2 separate regions of the Homo sapiens genome follow, and region 1 is linked to region 2. Evidence: read pairs that join two places in POLR2A ChIA-PET (ENCODE). Cell type or tissue: OCI-LY7. All regions are shown on one strand. Each heading gives the region's core, and the rest is flanking DNA. Links, peaks and the distances in the headings are about the cores only.

The links. ChIA-PET counts read pairs that join two places held together with the same protein. Peaks named below come from ENCODE experiments on the same cell type or tissue, not always from the same donor. Only the 100,000 strongest peaks of a DNase experiment are listed, where the experiment ranks them.
Region 1: POLR2A ChIA-PET joins it to region 2 with 14 read pairs; 3 of 35 experiments call an interaction of 5 or more read pairs at or near these places.

What each region holds. Positions count from the first base shown.
Region 1 is chr12:110,455,471-110,458,376 of GRCh38, forward strand. It overlaps GPN3 (GPN-loop GTPase 3), which reads right to left. Exons shown (of 8, transcript NM_016301.4): 4 at 2,040-2,164; 5 at 345-460; 6 at 116-212. Among named protein-coding and RNA genes, the nearest start is that of ARPC3, 6.6 kb to the left of the region's middle. In OCI-LY7, for the core only: no CTCF peak of the experiment used is centred there; DNase peaks (open chromatin) are centred at 1,281, 1,751 and 2,045; H3K4me3 peaks cover 1,692 bases; H3K27ac peaks cover 2,500 bases.
Region 2 is chr12:111,092,049-111,094,954 of GRCh38, forward strand. All of the region lies in intron 1 of CUX2 (cut like homeobox 2), which reads left to right. Among named protein-coding and RNA genes, the nearest start is that of CUX2, 59 kb to the left of the region's middle. In OCI-LY7, for the core only: no CTCF peak of the experiment used is centred there; DNase peaks (open chromatin) are centred at 1,093 and 1,543; H3K4me3 peaks cover 1,799 bases; H3K27ac peaks cover 2,500 bases.

The sequences.
Region 1 (2,906 bases), core at 201-2,700, 640 kb before region 2:
CCAGGCTGGTCTTGAACTCCTGGACTCAATCTTGCTGCCTTGGCCTGCCAAAGTGCTAGGGTTACAGGCATTAGCCACTGCACCTGGCCAAAAAATCCAAACTTTAAAAGCTTACCAGTCCACATATAGCTTTAGTCAGTTTCTTGAATTTTTTGCTTCTTAAGTCACTTGTAGAATCTTCTAATAAAGAATACATGTCTGGATCTAAAAATCTTTAAAAGACAGAAAGACTGATGAATTCAGGAGACTAGGTTTATAAACCAGCCAAACTTCCCATCTAAATAAAACAGAAGGTTCATCTCTGCAACTGAGATCTGATAATAATGGAAGAACAGTGAACTCACTTCTCAATTTCCTTTTTTGCTTTTTTACTCAGCAGATCCATTTTTGTCATGATGTTGACTTGCGGAATTTCTAGAGAGATCATGGCACTCAGGGCTGCCAAGATGCCAGAAATAAACTGAAGGAGGAAACAGAAAAGGGAAGATGAACTGACTGTTGCCAACAGTTACCTGGTCTGCATAAAGAGTCTTCTATTCCTCACTGGAACAGAACTGGCCTAAATAAAAGAAATGCAAGCTGGACGTGGTGGCTCATGCCTGTAATCCCAACACTTGGGGAGGCTGAGGCGGGCAGATCACCTCAGGTCAGGAGTTCAAGACCAGCCTGGCCAACGTGGTGAAACCTTGTCTCTACTAAAAATACAAAATTAGCCAGGCATGGTGGCATGTGCCTGTAATCCCAGCTACTCAAGAGTCTGAGGCAGGAGAATCACTTGAACCCAGGAGGCGGAGGTTCCCGTGAGCCAAGATTGCGCCACCACATTCCAGCCTGGGCAACAACGGCAAAACTTGGTCTCAAAAAAAAAAAAAAAAAAAAAGAAATGCCAGTTCAGAACATGTGGAAAAGGCAAAATTATTTATATTTTATTAAAAGTAATGCTAGCCATATAGAAAAAAATGTTCCCAAATCATTGGGAATCAAATGCTTGATTCTTGGTTCCCAAAGGTGAGGGAAGATATAGATAACATACAGTGATCACAAATTTCAATTTAGACAGCATTTTAATTTCCTTTCCCATCTAATATTCCTTAAGAGCTATTAATAAAAAATTTGATCTTGGTAGTTCATAAACTGGACAAAAGGTCCTCAGAAAATTAAAAATAGACTATTTTATAAAATAGCCATCTGCTTCAGTTTTTTCTCCCCCACTACTTCCTCTTTTTTTTTTTTTTTGAGACAGAGTCTCACTCTGTCACTCAGGCTGGTGTGCAATGGTGCGATCTTGGCGATCTTGGCTCACTGCAACCTCTGCTTCCTGTACTCAAGCGATCCTCCCACTTCAGCTTCCCAAGTAGCTGGGACTACAGGCATGTGCCACAACGTCTAGCTAATTTTTATATTTTTTGTAGAGACAGGGTCTCACTCTGTTGCCCAAGCAGGTCCGAAACTCTTGGGCTCAAGCAATCCTCCTGCCTTGGCCTCCCAAAGTGCTAAGATTATAGCTGTGAACCACTTCACCCAGCAACCTCAGTTTTTTTCTTGGTAAGCAGTTCCTCCTAAATCTCTATGATATAATAATTTACTATTTTTGATTAACAACATGTTATAATTTAATAATAAAAGGGATAAAGTAACTCTGGAATCATTTGTGAAATGTTCAGAATCACACAATAATTAAAGGAACTGTCATCTGCTTGAACTCATAGTTTAAAAATCTTTAAGAGAACTTTGGGAGGCCAAGGCAGGTGGATCACTTGATGTTTGAGGTCAGGAGTTTGAGACCAGCCTGGCCAACATGGTAAAACCCCGTCTCTACTAAAAATACAAAAATTAGCCAGGCATGATGGCACACACCTGTAATTCCAGCTACTCAGGAGGCTGAGGCACAAGAATCACTTGAACTGGGAGGCGGAGGTTGCAGTGAGCTGAGATCACGCCACTGCGCTCCAGCCTAGGCAACAGAGTAAGACTCTGTCACACACACAAAAAAAAAAAAAAAAAAAAAAAAAAAATCTGTAAGAGATTTAGCTTCAGACCTTGAATGACTCCACCATGAACTGAGAATCAACAAGAAAAACTCCACAGACTCGGAACTCCCACTGCTCGAGCTGCTGGACCAGCTGTTTCATCACAGGCAGGTGAGTGTACAACTCAATCTGACCTACATGAAGAGTATTGCAAGAATTTTAGAAATAGCAAGTATGTTAAATCATCAAGTTAGAGGAAACAAATTTTCCCCATAAGATGGACAAAAATAAAAGCCAACACATTTTTAAGGGGCCCACAGCCTCTCAAAGCAATCATAAAACCTAAGGTACTGCCACCATAGGAATCCCTAACTATTAAGTTTTATGTAGAAAATGAGGTTCTCTGGTTGGGCAGGGTGGCTCATGCCTGTAATCCCAGCACTTTGGGAGGCTGTGGCAGGTGGATCACTTGAGGCCAGGAGTTCAAGACCAGCCTGACCAACATAGTGAAACCCCATCTCTACTAAAAATACACAAAAATTAGCCAGGCGTGGTGGTGCGCGCCTGTGGGATGCTGAGGCACAAGAATTGCTTAAACCCGGGAGGAGGAGGCTGCAGTGAGCCAAGATCACGCCACTGCACTCCAGCCTGGGCGACAGAGTAAGACTCTGTCTTTAAAAATAAAAAAAAAGAAAGAAAGAAAGAAAATGAGGTTCTTCACACTTTAGTTTTCTGCCAATCAATATGAGTGTTATTGGCCAGATGCCATGGTTCACACACCTGTAATCCCAGCACTTTGGGAGGCTAAGGTGGGAGGATAGCTTGAGCCCAGGACTTTGAGAGCAGCCTGAGCAATATAGTGAGATCCTATCTCTACAAAAATAAATAAATAAGTGCTACAAAGATATCTATAGTTTGGGAATATTCATCAAGCTG
Region 2 (2,906 bases), core at 209-2,708:
ACCTTATCTTATTTCCAAATAAGGTCACATTCTGAGGTTCAAGATGATGTGAATTTTAGGGTACCACAATTCAACCCAATACCAGCATCTTTAGAAAACGTTGAGAGCAAGGGTGTCCTTTTCACCCTGACCTTTGTTAGGAGTTTTGTGGTGAAGAAGAGAGAGGGTGTGCGAATGTCTCCCCCATCCGCAGGCAGGAAGAAGGGCTCCAGCTGTTAGTCCCAGATGTGTCTCTGAATGAAACACTGAGACTTGAAGTCTTGGCTGCAAACAGGGGGCTGTGTGGTCAGGCAGGAGGAGCAGAGTCTTCTGAGCAGGCTGAGCTGAGGTCTAGGCTATTGGCCTTTCCTCACAGCTTGCCTTTCCCAGACCCTCAATTTTCATCTCTGTAAATTGGGCATAATAATAGTACCTTCCCAATGCGGCTGTTGGGAAGACATCACTGTGGGTTTTAATGCTAGACACTGACTAGTCCAAGGTCTCATTTGGACAAAGAATCTGGGACTGGGAGAGGAGCCGTAAGCAAAAGTGACAGGCCTGGAATCAGGGCTGGATCTGCTGCCTCCAAGAACAGTGTTCCTTTCTCACATCCAGCCCTGGTCCTGCCAGCGATTGGCTAGGAGGGTCTAAGACCTTTAATAATAAAGCTGGCAAATAGGAATGGCAGAGGCTAATCTTTGCAGTGACCCTCTGAGGAAGGGACAGCTGTAGTAATCCATATTTATTTTCCTGATAAGGAAACCAAAGCTCTGGCAGATTTTTTTTTTTTTTTTTTTTTTTTTTTAAGAAAAGTTCTCACTATGTTGCCCAGGCTGGAGTGCAGTGGCCCGATCATGGCTTACTACAGCCTCTGCCTCCCAGGCTCAAATGATCCTCCCCACCTCATCCTCCCGAGTAGCTGGAACCACAGGTACATGCCAACAAGCTCAGCTAATTTTTGTATTTTTTGTAGAGACAAGTTTTTGCCATATTGCCCAGGCTGGTCTCGAATTCCTGGGCTCAAGAGATCCACCTGCCTTGGCCTCCCAAAGTGCTGGGACTGCAAGCATGAGCCACTGCACCAGGCCAGGCCCAACAGATTTAAGTTTCCTGCCCAAGGCCATGCAGTTGGAACGTAGTGGAGCTGAGATGCAAATGCAGGTACATCCACCTCTATGTCTCACTTCCTCTGGCTCCCCTGTACCTCAGTTTCCCTATCTGGAAAATGACACCTGTTTCAGGTTCCCAGCTTAGATGACCCCGACTCCAGTAGAACTGTGCTGTTACATAAACTCTGGCTCGCCCAGGAGGGTGTCCTAGCTTTTGCATCTCCTGCCCCTCACACCACGGCGACTTGAGATTTTTACACAGACGAGAACTGTGTGTGGGGCGGTGAGCAAGTAAGTGCGTGTTTGCAACAAATATTTTATAATAGACAAGCCTCGTCTGCCACTTCTAAAAGTAGTGAAAAAAAAAAACCCACTTTGAGAAAGTAAAAATAACCCAACGCCTGAGTCACTGAAGTCACTGAACTCAGCTGGAACCGGCAGCTCCAAGCTGAACTGACTGCTTCAGCTCACCCAGGGCAGCAGGGCTGGGGCCAGAAATTTGACGGGGGGGCGATGAACACCTGAGCTTTTAGGGGGAAGTCCCAGTGGTTAGTTTGTGGGTGAAGCGCCTGTCGCTCTTCCTTTTATTTTAAGCTGCAGGATGAAATGGCTCCCTGAAACCCTCTATCTTCTTTTTCTTTTAAAAGTGACTTGACAATTGATAATTTTGCCCTGGCGATGGACACCTTAGAGCTTTTATTTCTTGGAGGCCAAACATTGATGTTGTGTGAAATGGGAGCTTGGCGGAGCCTTTGTGCGGATCTCAAGCTTCCTGAAAAATTTATTTACTGTGACTGTGATCCGCAGGAGCCAATTGATGTTTATCTATAGTCGTTCGCGCCAGCAAGGAGGGGAAAAATGCATAACTGCACTTTCTTCAGAAGCCTTGCGAGGCTGTTTAAATAAGTATCTAATAGTGAACTTTCAATAGCAGACAGGCAATTTGACGGACAGGGGACAGTGTATTATTAACCATAAGCAGGCTTAATCTTTCCCCCACATTTTAGAGGAAGCTTTATAACCTTCTGGCAGAGGAATTCCTGAAAACGAGGTATTTGAAGCTAAGCAAAAATTATCCTGGCCATTCCCGTGGCAGAATCGATCACTCCAAGAGCCGCATGAAGGAGGGGAACAGGCTGCGGCTGGGCCCGGTGTGAGCAGCCCTGGCCACCTCATTGTGGCGGAAGGGCCCGAGAAGTGGACGGGGACCGGGAGCGGGCAGAGGGAGGCAAGGGTCATGCTGGAAGCCTGGTTTTCCTGCCAGGTAAGTAACTTCTGCTGTTAACTGAGCTTGGGGACTGGGGTCAGAGACCTGTGTCTTCCCCCTGTGCCCCGGTTGCAACAGCACCTAGCTTTTGGCAGCATCCACCTTTTTTCTTTGAGACAGGGTCTTGCTCGGTTGCCCAGGCTAAGAGCAGTGGTGCAGTCCCAGCTCACTGCAGACTCAACCCCTTAGGCTCAAGGCATCCTCCCACCTCAACCTCCCCAGTATCTGGGACTACAGGCGTGTGCCACCATGTCTGGCTAATTTTTCTGGGCTGGGGGGAGATGGAGGTCTCACTGTTTGCCCAGGCTGGTCTCCTACTTCTGGGTTCAAGTGATCTTTCCATCTCAGCCTCCCAAACTGCTGAGATGACAGGCATGAGCCACTGCAGCTGGTGCATCCACCTTTTAAGCAATAGAAGTGATTTATGTGATACTGTTCAATGCATGTCTGTCTTGCTCATTGTGCCGGAAGTTTTGTGCAGCCTGGAGGCTGTCTTATTTAACCAGGGAGGCTCTCTTGATCTCTGGACGAAGGTAGACTGGCTTAGTTAC